Regions from separate parts of the Homo sapiens genome. Here all the other regions are linked to region 1. Evidence: chromatin contacts called from ENCODE Hi-C or POLR2A ChIA-PET data. All regions are on one chromosome and are shown on one strand. Each heading gives the region's core, a stretch centred on a gene start or an enhancer-like site at or near the end of the contact. The rest is flanking DNA. Distances are from core to core; before and after follow the strand shown.

Evidence for each region. Hi-C counts contacts between places; a loop is a spot of excess contacts on that map. ChIA-PET counts read pairs that join two places held with the same protein, here RNA polymerase II (POLR2A). Pooled maps may share reads with other maps.
Region 2: a map with no recorded cell type shows a loop between it and region 1 (2.8-fold over the local background). The contact joins two enhancer-like sites. A Hi-C loop is called at or near these places in 1 of 168 maps with a recorded cell type or tissue (CD4-positive, alpha-beta memory T cell), 1 of 37 single-sample maps with no recorded cell type and 8 of 50 pooled maps.
Region 3: a loop to region 1 is called in a map of OCI-LY7, with 2.3 times the contacts of the local background. The contact joins the promoter of GHSR here to the enhancer-like site in region 1. A Hi-C loop is called at or near these places in 1 of 168 maps with a recorded cell type or tissue (OCI-LY7). POLR2A ChIA-PET finds 5 or more read pairs at or near these places in 1 of 52 experiments (K562).

Annotation. Positions count from the first base shown.
Region 1 is chr3:171,773,814-171,778,561 of GRCh38, reverse strand. All of the region lies in intron 1 of PLD1 (phospholipase D1), which reads left to right. Among named protein-coding and RNA genes, the nearest start is that of PLD1, 34 kb to the left of the region's middle. Within about 2 kb of position 2,006, at least 5 of the 41 ENCODE cell types and tissues checked have a DNase peak (open chromatin) inside an H3K27ac peak, as active enhancers do.
Region 2 is chr3:172,657,303-172,662,050 of GRCh38, reverse strand. All of the region lies in intron 1 of NCEH1 (neutral cholesterol ester hydrolase 1), which reads left to right. Among named protein-coding and RNA genes, the nearest start is that of NCEH1, 51 kb to the left of the region's middle. Within about 2 kb of position 2,715, at least 3 of the 41 ENCODE cell types and tissues checked have a DNase peak (open chromatin) inside an H3K27ac peak, as active enhancers do.
Region 3 is chr3:172,445,689-172,450,436 of GRCh38, reverse strand. It overlaps GHSR (growth hormone secretagogue receptor), which reads left to right and starts at 1,981. Exons shown (of 2, transcript NM_198407.2): 1 at 1,981-2,819. The coding sequence starts at 2,024. RefSeq lists enhancers at 102-602, 603-1,103, 2,055-2,822.

The DNA.
Region 1 (4,748 bases), core at 757-3,256:
CTGCTCAAGTGTCATCTCCCCAGAGAGGCCTCTTCTGACCATCTTATCTAAGGAGTGTGCTACCTCGCCACTTATGCCATCTCTCTCCAGATGCCATCTCTCTCCAGTCCCTTACTCTGCTTTAGTTTTCTTAACAACACTTAGTATTATCTGGCTTTATATATATTTGTTTTAATTTTTGATAGTCTGTCTTCCCTAATAGAATATAAACTCCCTGAAGATAGAAGTTTTCTGCTTTCATCACTAATGCTGAAAACAATGCCTGTCGCATAGTAGGTGCTCACTAAGTACGTGTTGAATGCCTGACCTTGGGAAATTTAAGCTTTCTGGCCCCATTTTCATCACCTGAAAAATGAGGAAAATAATTGTATCTAATTCATATGGCAGATGTGAATGTCAAATAAGATATTGAGTCTAGTAAGATATTATGGCAATAGTGTTGGCTATTATTTTGTAATTATCATTAAGTAACATAAATAATTTAAATATCTTGTAAGCAACAAATACATATATGAATGCAATGTAAGGTAGAATTTTTGCTATATGCTTTTTACAATGGTTGATTTCAGAGGTATAACTTGTAATATGTAGTTACTGATTACTAAGTTGGAGGAAGTAGTTATAAATGCATGAAAAGTTAAATGCCATCACTATTTAAATAACCCATCCAGATAAAATAGAAAGTCGCAAGGCATAATTTGTTGCCTAATGGATTTGCGGCTGCTGATGATGATTGCTGTAGTTGTTGAGCAATTTTGTTTTTTTTTAAAGCAGGGTGACCTGAAAATGCTTTGTAGAGGACATGGGTTTGGGCCGCCCCTTGAAATGCTGGGGAGGATTTGACTCCTTTACTGTCGAGGAGGGGGAAGGGCATTGCCACAGTTGGGACAGTGGCACAAACTCAAAAGGAAGGAAGAACTAGGTAATTTGAAAAACAGAATAAACCAATTTGGCTGGAAAGTGAGGTCTTGTGAGAAAGCAGATTGAGAGCAACACAAAAAACAGGGTAGGAACTAGAGAAAATGGCTTCAGGTTAAAGGAACTGCTAGGGCAGTAGGAAACCCTTCCTTAGATTGGGTAAGCAAGGAAGGAAATGCCTCTGGGCAATTAGGAAAGAAGGTAAATCATCAAGGGCTTGTTCCTGCCAGGTTGAGTTCCCTCTTCCCTTACACGCAAGCAGCTCTAAGCGAAACCTCTGCCTTTCCTACAGCGGATGGGTGTGCTGTGTCCTGAGACAGACAGCAGTAGGAAGACCAGCTCTCCGGTTCCTGGGACATAGAAACCAATTTTGAACTCTTTTCACACACAACAATTTTCACTCTAGTTTTTAGGTGACTGATTACAAGGCAAGTGACAATTTTCACTCTGGCTCCTTATTTAAAAAAGAAAGAAAATAATAGAGAAACTTGGAAATTAAAGATCCATCCATGAACATAGTAATTTACATTGTAACTGCATATTAAGAAATGTTCAGCTTTTTTTTTTAAGCAGAAGTTACTGTATTGTGTCAGATTAGTCATATAAACCCACATTCTCATTATTGTGTAAAAGGAAGTCATGTATTATATGAGAAGGGGCCAAAGTCGTCTGTGAACTGATCAGGTATTTAAAAAGAGAGGTTATCTAGTTAACCTTGAGATAAAATTTGTTTGAAATTATACAGTTTTATGTAAAATTACAGTAATTTAAAAGGGTGCTATCACACGCGCCTTCAGTTTATTGTTATTGCCAAGTTACAAAATGATGCTACACTTTGCAGGGTTAGAATAGATTTCAGAGCAATTTGTAGTAATTAAGAATAACCTTGTAAAAGTAAAAGAAGCAAAATAAAACAAAATAAAATGAAATATAGACAGGAGCCATGACAGATGTTACAGAATAGGGAAGGGATGTGAAGACAATAGGTGCCGTTGTCATTACCGCAGCCCTGGCAACACACGTCACAGATTAAATAATGAATGCCAGTTGGTGGGCACAGAGAGGAAAGAACAGAGAGCCCATTGTTTCAGCTTGTCCATCTAATTTCAAACCAATTGCTTAAGTAAAGTCTTCTGTCTTGGTTAGAGCCAATGGCAAATTAAAGAGCTGAAATATTGCAAATCTTGTAATTCACTCTGGATCACCAATCAGAACTAAATAAAAGAGCTTTGAGCAAGGAAACAAATTCTTAGCCTTACCTGTAAATAGAAGCCTGGAGAGAAGTGCAACTCATCATTTGGGTGGGCACCCACTGTGCCCACCTCTTGCGATCAGGTTCTAGCTAGTGTGGTATGAGGGAGGGGCTCTTCATCTTACTCTTCTGTGCCCATGACTACAGCTCCATAGAGTGGGGTGACAGGTACCACCGTCCGCTGCAGCACTGGCGCAGTGCTGAGGCCCAGGAAGGAGTGTCTTCTTAGATGGCAGCTTCAAGGCACGTTTGGGTTCCTGCCTTTTCCTACTCTGAATAGATGTGATGAACTAACAGGCTAATACATGTGAAAGCCCTTTGTTTACGCAAATGAAGGGGTTACTGTTTTTATTATTTTAGGGTGTGGAGTCACGTGGTAGAAAGAACACAAAGTCAGAAGTCCTGCGTTTGCATCCTAGCTTTGAAAGCTGTCTCCATCTCATACTAGGGTCCCCCTTTTCGCAGAGCTATTTTTAAGTGTTTTCCTGTGGCTTTTTCTTTCCCCTTTTATTTTAATTAATTAATTAATTTTTTTTGTTTACTTATTTTGAGACAGAGTGTCCCTCTGTCATCCAGGCTGGAGTGCAGTGGCATAGTCTCTGCTCACTGCAACCTCTGCCTCCTGGGTTCAAGCAATTGTCCTGCCTCAGCCTCCTGAATAGCTGGGATTACAGATGTGTGCCACCACGCCCGGCTAATTTTTGTATTTTTAGTAGAGACGGGGTTTCACCATGTCGGCCAGGCTGGTCTTGAACCCCTGACCTCAGGTGATCCGCCCCTCTCAGCCTCCCAAAGTGCTGGGATCACAGACGTGAGCCACTGCGCTGGGCTCTTTCCCTCTTTAAATCAGATGTTCTTTACTTTTACTTGTGCCATGGGGACCTCTTTGACATTCTAATTAAGCTAATGAACCACTCTACAGAATATTTATTCTGTAAAATTAAACACATAAAATTAAAATGCATAGGATTACAAAGGAAACCAATTATACTGACATAAAGTTATCAATATGCAAAGAAGTAAATATGTCATATTGTAATACATGTCCTTTATTAAAATGCATTACTTACCAGTATCTAGTGGCAGGTCTAATAACTACTGTAATTTTGAAATAGTGATGAGTGGAAATGATACTTTGAGATATTGCAATAACTAATGTGATATGAAAAATCCTTGATGTCTAAGAAAATATCTTTGACGTCAAAGAAAATATCTTTGATGACAAGTTACAGAAGGAAATGATAATTTTAGTTAGAAGTTAGTAAAAATAAAAATAAAATTTTTTATCAACAGCCTGAATTCTGTCTGACACCCTTAGCCTTGCCTTAAATTTCACTCTTTCTTCTCATGCTGTACATTTTCCAGGGACAAACTCTGTGTCCCACTGTCCCCCAGCTGCAGCTGCTCCTTCAGTGTCAGTGACTCCTAAATGTGCACCTCTGCTGTCTAGGCAAAGGACTGTAGCACCTGGCCTGCATCTCCTGGGGCCTGCTGGATATCCTCCCTGAACAGCTCAGAGGACCTCAAACCCAGCCTCCCTCAGTGAACTCCTTGGCTTGAGCATCTCCCCACCCTCCTCCCACCACCCTGCCCTTCCTCCTTGTCCCTAACTCTGTGAATGGCATTAGTAACCACCACGTGGCTCCAGCCCCGAGCTGGCTTGACAAGGGAGCCAGTGCGCATGCTGCTGCGGGGTTTACGGCACAAGCCTCCTTGATACAGTTTATGAAAGTATAAACTTGTATGTCTTACAGCACTGGCCTGTGCTTGCCTTTACCTGGAATGTCTAAATTCCTACTCACCCAAAAAGGCCTCATTCCTCCTACTTACCTTTTCAACATGCATATCTGGACACTTTCCGGTTTAGCATCCGTTGGTGATGCCTCTTTGCTCCATGATGTGACATAAGAGGACTCTGCCTTCCTCACAGCATTTTCTTCTGCTGGTCCCTCAGCCTTACTAAGGTCCCTGCAGGCAGTCCCTCCAATGTCCCCCACCCCGTTTACCCTTTGCCTTGGCAGACTGAGTGAGTGCCCTCTCCCTGGGGACCCTTTCCCTTCCATGTCACCTCCAGGTCTCAGTTCTGTGGCCACTTCTCTGGAAAGCCTTTATGAGGACTGTTCACAGTGCAGGCCTTATCCACTGTCTCCCCCGCCCTTGCATTTGACCAGGGCCTGGCAGGGTTTAAGTGGTACGCACTCAGGAAGAAAGAGTTTTTAAAGTACATGGCTAGGAGCACCGACCTGGGTTCTAATCCCAGCTCTGTCTCTAACTGTGTGATCTTGGCAGTGTACTTACTAGCCTTTGGACGCCTCAGTTTTATCATCTGTAAAACTGGTATAATAGCCGGGCGCGGTGGCTCACGCCTGTAATCCCAGCACTTTGGGAGGCCGAGGCGGGCGGATCATGAGGTCAGGAGATCGAGACCATCCTGGCTAACACGGTGAAACCCCGTCTCTACTAAAAGTACAAAAAATTAGCTGGGTGCGGTGGCGGGCGCCTGTAGTCCCAGCTACTCGGGAGGCTGAGGCAGAAGAATGGCGTGAACCCAGGAGGCGGAGGTTGCAGTGAGCCGAGA
Region 2 (4,748 bases), core at 1,466-3,965, 880 kb before region 1:
AACTGGCACAAGAGGAGGGATGCCCTCTCTCACCACTCCTATTCAACATAGTGTTGGAAGTTCTGGCCAGGGCAATCAGGCATGAGAAAGAAATACAGGGTATTCAATTAGGAAAAGAGGAAGTCAAATTGTCCCTGTTTGCAGATGATTGTATATTTAGAAAACCCCATCATCTCAGCCCAAAATCTCCTTAAGCTGATAAGCAAATTCAGCAAAGTCTCAGGATACAAAATCAATGTGCAAAAATCACAAGCATTCCTATACACCAATAAGAGACAAACAGAGAGGCAAATCATGAGTGAACTCCCATTCACAGTTGCTTCAAAGAGAATAAAATACCTAGGAATCCAACTTACAAGGGATGTGAAGGACCTCTTCAAGGAGAACTACAAACCACTGCTCAATGAAATAAAAGAGGACACAAACAAATGGAAGAACATTCCATGCTCATGGATAGGAAGAATCAATATTGTGAAAATGGCCATACTGCCCAAGGAAATTTATAAATTCCATGCCATCCCCATCAAGCTACCAATGACTCTTCACAGAATTGGAAAAAAATACTTTAAAGTTCATATGGAGCCAAAAAAGAGCCTGCATTGCCAAGACAATCCTAAGCCAAAAGAACAAAGCTGGAGGCATCATGCTACCTGACTTCAAACTATACTATAAGGCTACAGTAACCAAAACAGCATGGTACTGGTACCAAAAGGGAGATATAGACCAATGGAACAGAACAGAGCCTTCAGAAATAATACCACACATCTACAACTATCTGATCTTTGACAAACCTGACAAAAACAAGAAATGGGGAAAGGATTCCCTATTTAATAAATGGTGCTGGGAAAACTGGCTAGCCATATGTAGAAAGCTGAAACTGGATCCCTTCCTTACATGTTATACAAAAATTAATTCAAGATGTATTAAAGACATAAATGTGAGACCTAAAACCATAAAAACCCTAGAAGAAAACCTAGGCAATACCATTCAGGGACATAGGCATGGGCAAGGGCTTCATGACTAAAACACCAAAAGCAATAGCAGCAAAAGCCAAAATAGACAAATGGGATCTAATTAAACTAAAGAGCTTCTGCACAGCAAAAGAAACTACCATCAAAGTGAACAGGCAGCCTACAGAATGGGAGAAAATTTTTACAATCTTCCCATCTGACAAAGGGCTAATATCCAGAATCTACAAAGAACTTAAACAAATTTACAAGAAAAAATCAATCCCATCAAAAAGTGGGTGAAGGATATCAACAGACACTTCTCACAGTAAGACATTTATGCAGCCAACAGACACAGGAAAAAATGCTCATCATCACTGGCCATCAGAGAAATGCAAATCAAAACCACAATGAGATACCATCTCACACCAGTTAGAATGGCAATCATCACAAAGTCAGGAAACAACAGGTGCTGGAGAGGATGTGGAGAAATAAGAATGCTTTTACACTGTGGGTGGAAGTGTAAACTAGTTCAACCATTGTGGAAGACAGTGTGGCAATTCCTCAAGGATCTAGAACTAGAAATACCATTTGACCCAGCAATCCCATTACTGCGTATATACCCAAAGGATTATAAATCATGCTACTATAAAGACACATGCACATGTATGTTTATTGTGGCACTATTCACAATAGCAAAGACTTGGAACCAACCCAAATGTCCATCAATGATAGACTGGATTAAGAAAATGTGGCGCATATACACCATGGAATACTATGCAGCCATAAAAAATGATGAGTTCATGTCCTTTGTAGGGACATGGATGAAGCTGGAAACCATCATTCTGAGCAAACTGTTGCAAGGACAGAAAACCAAACACTGCATGTTCTCACTCATAGATGGGAATTGAACAATGAGCACACTTGGACACAGGGTGGGGAGCATCACACACTGGGGCCTGTCGTGGGGAGGGGGGAGGGATAGCATTAGGAGAAACACCTAATGTAAATGTCGAGTTAATGGGTGCAGCACACCAACATGGCACATGTATACATATGTAACAAACTTGCACGTTGTGCACATGTACCCTAGAACTTAAAGTATAAAAAAAAAAAAAGAAATGCTTCAGGGGTTGCTTTTATTAAAAGAAAAAGCCTTACCAAGAACTCCTCTCTATCTGCCTAAAAATTATTTTTTAATAACTCCTGTATTATTACCAGGGAAGGCTCAAGAGAGTGATGTGCTGTTGAGGAAGAGCTGAAGGAAAGGGGAAAGATGGGGGTGGCTGTTTGATCCAGAGTGGTCAAGCATAGAGCTATGCTGCCATAGTCACTGAGCCCAGGAGAGTTACAAATCCTTTCTGGGCCTTAGTTTCCCTTTGGGTAAATATGTGAAGCTATATGTTAATTTAAGATGTAAAATCTTCTAGTTTTATGATGTAGGTTTGAGAATAAATGTACTTATGTGCCAGGTCTGGCCCACAGACCCTGGCTGAGCAACGGATGAAAAAATGTGTGCAGACACAGGTTTTTTGCCTGGCTGCACAGCTAGGGGACCGGGCCACTCACAGACACCAAGGAGGGTGCTATAAAGAGTCAGCAGCCACAGCCCTGACAAGCTGGTGCTACAGGCATTTATTTAGTACAGATTTAATGACTTTGAGTCAACACATCTTGTGAGTAATTAACATGGTTGTCCCCCTGGAGAGAGCAGTCCTGTGCACAGATGATTAAAGGCCAGGTTCTGAGGCCCAAGTAAACTAACTTAACCAGATCAATTCCTTTATACTTGCTTGTTAATCTGCCTTTTGCTCTCAGCCTCCCGATAAAAGAATTTGGCTGCCTTCAGCCAAATTATCTTTCAAAGCTTTTGCAAAACCTCCCAGCCTTCCAAGAAGGTTTTTGTCTTTCTCTATAACTTCTATAATTTTTCCCACCACCCTGACCAAACTCCTACACTCATGAATGGCAATAGAGGGTGATGGTTGAGGGTTTTGGAGCCAGAATGCTTGGGTTCAAATCCAGTTCACCATTTACTGCCTGAGTGACCTTGGGTGATTCACTGACCCCCCGTGGTCTGAGATTCCTTGACAATGAGAACAGTGACTAGCAGAGAGCAAACGTCAGCACACGTGAGCTACTGCCCTTGACATATCCTGTAGACTATAGGAGGATTTTGGAGCTAAGCCAGTATTTTGGCAATATGGAAACTACTTGTTTTCTGTGTTGATAGTAAAAAAAAAAAAAAAAAAAAAAAAAAAAAGTTTTGGAATTGGAAAGAGACAACCTTATCCTTTTTGCCCTTCCTGAGACTGAACTGCAGCCCTAGAGGTTTTCTGGGAGGAAAAAAACCAAATGTTTTAGGGTGACAGGGTTAGAGTGTTAAATCCGTCTGTGAGCTCTTTTATTTCTCTGAGCTAGATTTTGTTATGTAGTGGCAGTAAGGTTCTCCTTAGGTTTGCTTTGTAGCTTGTCATGAAATTCCTGGATATTTGAGGAAACAATTGGAAATTTTATAATTGTGCAATCTAATGAGAGAACCCTACTATTGCCTACTTATTTTGTGCTTTACAGGTTGGCTTAATAATTCCGTCCAATACTTTGCTATGTGTAGAGGGTGCCACTGTGCTCCACATAGAACCCTTTAGGTCCATGCATGCCCTCATGTGGGACAAAAGGTTTCCTCTACAAAAATAATTCTGAGTAAAAGAAATAAGGGAAGAAGGACAGGTACAGGAAAAATCCCTAGCCAGATGGCGATCCACCAAAGGTCTGGAACCTGAGCAGGTGCCCATTTTTATGGTTATTTCTTATGCGCTAAACAAGGGTAGATTATTCATGCCTCCCCTTTTAGATTATACAGGGTAACTTCCTGATGTTGCGGTGGCATTTGTAAACTGTCATGGTGCTGGTGGGAGTGTAGCAGTGAGGACCACCAGAGGTCACTCTCATTGCCATCTTGGTTTTGATGGGTTTTATCCGGCTACTTTACTGCAACCTGTTTTATCAGCAAGGTCTCTATGACCTGTGTTTTGTGCTGACCTCCTGTCTCATCCTGTGACTTAGAATGCCTTAACCATCTGAGAATGCAGCCCAGTAGGTCTCAGCCTCATTTTACCCAGCCCCTATTCAAGACAGAGATGCTCTGGGTCACATACCTCTGACAAACTGACTTGCAAAATTCCTGTAGATTTATCATTTGGTTTGTGAGACCCAGCAAGAGCTGGTTTCAGCATACCAGTGAAGGGCATTGCCAAAGAGAATGGCAGGTTAAAAAAATGAAAAATGTTAGGCAAGTTATGCTTGACTGCAAGGGGTAGGGTGGTGAGAAATGAGGTTCCAATGTAGAGTGGGACCAGACTGGAATGCCAACTTTAGATTTTTCTTTTTTTCCTGTAAGAAACAGGAAGTCAGCAGAAGTTTTTAAGCAGGCAGGTAATGTGATCAGCCTTTCAGGGTAGAAACTCTGACAGCAGTATGCAGCAAGTTATAGAGAAAGACTGTTATCTAGAATTCAAGTTAGCAGGCAAGTGCAGAAAATAATGAGCATCTTAGCCAAGGCAGCAACGAGAGCGGGGGTGGAGCTGGGGTAGAACTTGGTCAGAAAACGTTGGCAGGTGGAGTTAATAGGGTTTGATGAGGTGATTGGAAATCATGTGAGAGAAGAAGCTGAGGACAATAGTAAGGTTTCTAGCTTAGAAGTTAGACTTATGGTTAGATAATTGAGAATTTGTGTCGTTAATTGCTCTAGGGGTGGAGAAGGGAGAGTAGGCCATATTAATTTTGAGGAGCTTGTAGGCT
Region 3 (4,748 bases), core at 732-3,231, 670 kb before region 1:
AGCAGAGATCGCGCCACTGCACTCCAGCCTGGGCGACAGAGGGAGACTCCGTCTCAAAACAAAACAAAACAAAACCAGCAAAACAAAACAAAACAAAGCAAAACGAAACAAAACTCAGTTTGGTCCAATGTCTAACACACCAGCGGCAACCAAACCACTATGTTAAATTTCCTGTATCAAACTTCTCTCATGTAGTAATTTACTGCATGGAGTCTTTCACGCATTTGTGCACACATTCAGTCTTAGGTCTTTGTGGACTTTTAAGTATTAACAATTTAGGTAGTAGAGGTGGTACAAACTGTCTGTGAAAGGCAAGTACAAACGCATTCAACTGAGGGGGATACTCTCTCATACACAGTACGTGGTATCTCATCGGGTGAGCGCCGATGTGTATGGTCAAGGCAGTGACTAACGCCGGCCTGTGCTTCGTGGGAGTCTGCCCTGCTCCTCCGTGGGGTAGGACTGAGGCGTTAGAAGCGCAAGTTAAAAACGGTGGGAGTGACAGGGAAGCCATTCCTCCAGCGGCGCTTTGCGGTAGGATGGATGTGGCGCTGGCCACAGTGCTGAATATGTTCCTGGGGCGGTCCCGAGGTCGGTGGGCCGGGAGGGGCCGGTCGGATTTGTGAATTCGCTGGCAACTGGCAGTCTCATGCCTTCGGGTGCTGATTTCTGGCTCTGAGCAGGAGACGCACAGACCGCGTCCAGAGGGTCACCTTGCTAGTGTAGGGGTGGCCTTTGACCTGTTCCCACCGGCACAGCTTCTACTTCTCAACAGCAACGCGTCTTCTATTTATTGAGTGCCTCCGGTGGTCCCTGACACTTGATATCACCCCCAGTGGTCCGCACAAATCATTGCAATTCAAAGAAAAAGACGTAATGCTCAGGAGGTTGAAGACCTTGCCCAAGGGAATACGGCTACTAAATGGCTGATCTCTCTCAGTTATGCCTCAAAAAATGTTTCCTGCACACTCTCGACGCGCCAGCCTCACAGCCTCTTCTTCACTTGCCGCCTCCACACACCTCCAACCCTGCCTTTTTCCTTTCTCCTGTTCCCTCCCTGACCAACCTCGGCACCCCGCCACCAGGTTTGCATCAAGCAAAAGTAATATACCCTACAGCAGACTCTCTACCACTACCGAGTGATACAAAGGACTGGGATTCTGGACAGGGTTTACTCACATATCTTGCCCCTGTGCGCTCAGAAGTCCCAACCGGGTGGGAGATCCGACACTGGTCCCCGAGTCCCCAGCTCGCTGTGTGACCTTGGACAAGTAGTCACATCGCTGAACCTGGGTCCTATAACTGCGTGAGACTATTCTTTGGTGCTCACCGGTATGAATACAAACACAAGGTCCTTCTTTTCTCTCTCTATCCCCCTTCCCAAGTCGAGTTGGTCAAGCTCGCTTTTTCTTTCCACCAGGGCCATAGCCAGCTGCAGCCTTGTGGAGGAAGAAATCAGGTCCCAGCTGCTAAAGGTGTCCTCCCCACCGCCACCGTCGTCTTCACCCCCACCCCCGGGTGTGACCTGTCCTTCCGGGGCACACTAGTCCAGCGTCGCCCAGGGCTTCGGAGAGAGCGCCTCACGCTCCCGCTTCGCGGCGCCTGGTCCCTGCGGTCCCCACTCGCTGCGACGCTTTGGGAAGTGCGAGATGGAACTGGATCGAGAACGCAAATGCGAGGCAGGGCTGGTGACAGGTATGCGTGTGGGCGCCGGCCGGAGGATGTGTTGGGAGAAACTTTGGGGGAGTTGGTGGGGGAAAGGGGAGGTGTCAGAGAAAGCAGTGGGTCACTCTCTCACCCACTGACCACCAGTCTCTCTCCCTCTTCCTTGTCCCCATCTCACCTTCTTCCTCGGCTTCTGCCTCTCACCTCCCTCTCTTTCTTCTCCAAGCATCCTCCCTACGCGTCTGCACCCGCTCCTCCCTCGCACCCTCCCGCGCCTAAGCGGACCTCCTCGGGAGCCAGCTCGGTCCAGCCTCCCAGCGCAGTCACGTCCCAGAGCCTGTTCAGCTGAGCCGGCAGCATGTGGAACGCGACGCCCAGCGAAGAGCCGGGGTTCAACCTCACACTGGCCGACCTGGACTGGGATGCTTCCCCCGGCAACGACTCGCTGGGCGACGAGCTGCTGCAGCTCTTCCCCGCGCCGCTGCTGGCGGGCGTCACAGCCACCTGCGTGGCACTCTTCGTGGTGGGCATCGCTGGCAACCTGCTCACCATGCTGGTGGTGTCGCGCTTCCGCGAGCTGCGCACCACCACCAACCTCTACCTGTCCAGCATGGCCTTCTCCGATCTGCTCATCTTCCTCTGCATGCCCCTGGACCTCGTTCGCCTCTGGCAGTACCGGCCCTGGAACTTCGGCGACCTCCTCTGCAAACTCTTCCAATTCGTCAGTGAGAGCTGCACCTACGCCACGGTGCTCACCATCACAGCGCTGAGCGTCGAGCGCTACTTCGCCATCTGCTTCCCACTCCGGGCCAAGGTGGTGGTCACCAAGGGGCGGGTGAAGCTGGTCATCTTCGTCATCTGGGCCGTGGCCTTCTGCAGCGCCGGGCCCATCTTCGTGCTAGTCGGGGTGGAGCACGAGAACGGCACCGACCCTTGGGACACCAACGAGTGCCGCCCCACCGAGTTTGCGGTGCGCTCTGGACTGCTCACGGTCATGGTGTGGGTGTCCAGCATCTTCTTCTTCCTTCCTGTCTTCTGTCTCACGGTCCTCTACAGTCTCATCGGCAGGAAGCTGTGGCGGAGGAGGCGCGGCGATGCTGTCGTGGGTGCCTCGCTCAGGGACCAGAACCACAAGCAAACCGTGAAAATGCTGGGTGGGTCTCAGCGCGCGCTCAGGCTTTCTCTCGCGGGTCCTATCCTCTCCCTGTGCCTTCTCCCTTCTCTCTGAGTCTCCATCTCTATTTCCCCCTGAGTCGCTACCTCTTTCTTCAGTTTCTCTGGGCCTCTGTCTCTCTGCGTTTCTCTCAATTATTCTCTCCTCTTGCTTTCTTGAGTGATGTTTTTGATCTCTCAATCTTTCTCTCTGTCTCTGTCTCTCTCTCTCCTCCCCCTTTACTTTGTCAGTGTCTTTCTTACCGTCTCTATCTCTTTGTGTCTCTTTCTTCCTGTCTCTCCTTTCTCTCTTTCATGCAAAAATGTCCCATATTTGTATTTCCCTAAAATAAATTTTATATCAGCCCAGAAACTCCACTTTAAAAATCGAGATATCTTATAAAAGTCCATTGTGGTCTTTAAGCGTTAAAAGTGAGGACTGACTTCCTGCCTCAAGTAGGATTTGTGAATATCTAAGTTACATTAAGAAAAGCAGGGTTTGGATCTAGAAAGCGTTCAGCGGTAAATTCAACCAAAGACATGATCAATTTGGATAATCCTCTTAGAGATTATTCATTTTTCTTTCAATATTGTGATTTGTTTTCTGCCCTGCATTTTTTCAGATAATTGCATCAATTCTGTTTACCCTGCTGCTGTTCATACAGCTTTGTAAGGAAGTCAGTGACAAATCAGTGAAGTCTCATTTGTTTTTATGATTACCTGCCTCTTCAGGTAGGATAGACTAGGATAAGGTAAGGATAAACTAGATTAAACAAAGCTCCAACAGGAGGAAAGGAGACTTTGTGGAAACCAACAGAATTCACTACTTCCCCAAATGACCCTTCAGGAACATCTGGGCACAATGTCATAACTGGATTTGCTGAATGTTTATTGCACAAATTCAGCTTCTTTAAGTATATGTGTTTGGTACAAGTGAAGTAATAATAAATATGGTTACAGCCCAGCAAAATATTAACTCTACTTGCATTTTCAAAACCAAGGTCTGTATATTTTATTATTTAGATATTATAGTCAAGACTTCATACTTAATGGCATATTTTAAGGCTTCTTAGAAGCCATTCCAGGATGATTTCATATTTCCAATTTTACAGTTCCTGGATCCTCCATATTAAAGTGATAGAGTTTATTCAAGGAATGTCAAAGATTTTATTTTCTGGACCGGTGATTCTCGTGATATGACTCATAGGTTATAAACCTGCTAGTGTCCTCCAAGGGATCCTAAGCTCTCACCTACGAGAGTCACATTGTTACTGTGGCAGTTAAGTTGCTACTATACAACTTAGTTTTAAGGATAAGTTTAATAATTTCCTCCAATTTTATTTTCAAGCCATTAATTTCTTCATTGGTGTCTCAACACCAATGTTAACTTTCTTCTTCCTTGACAATTTGAAGGGGATCACTAAAGTGTTACAACGACTAAAAAATTATTTGTTATTATTTTTCCCTGATTTCTGAATTTAAAACAATCTAAACATTTAGACATCATTAAAAATTATCTTACATAGGCAAAATGAAGACTTGGATGGATGATAATTTATATGAGTTGGTTTAATAATAGCCTTACTTATGTCTATTGTAAGTGGCATAGAATCATTCATCTCAGTGATTCTTAATCCTAACTGTATATTCAATCCTCTGTGAAACTTAAAAAAAAAAAAGAGAAGATAAAACATATGTCCTGATCGCCCTCTTAGAGATTTAAATTGACTGAGTCTATACTACATCCAAGGAATCTGCATTGTTTTAAAAAGTGCCCCAGGAGACTCGGATACACAGCTATGGTTGAGTACAACCACTTTACCTCGTAAGTGTGTCTGTTGTGTCTAACACATAAAAACTGCTGGACTATTGTGAATAAATGGTCTAGTCAGTTGAGTCAATGTGTCAACTCAGTACAAAATCACTCAGAT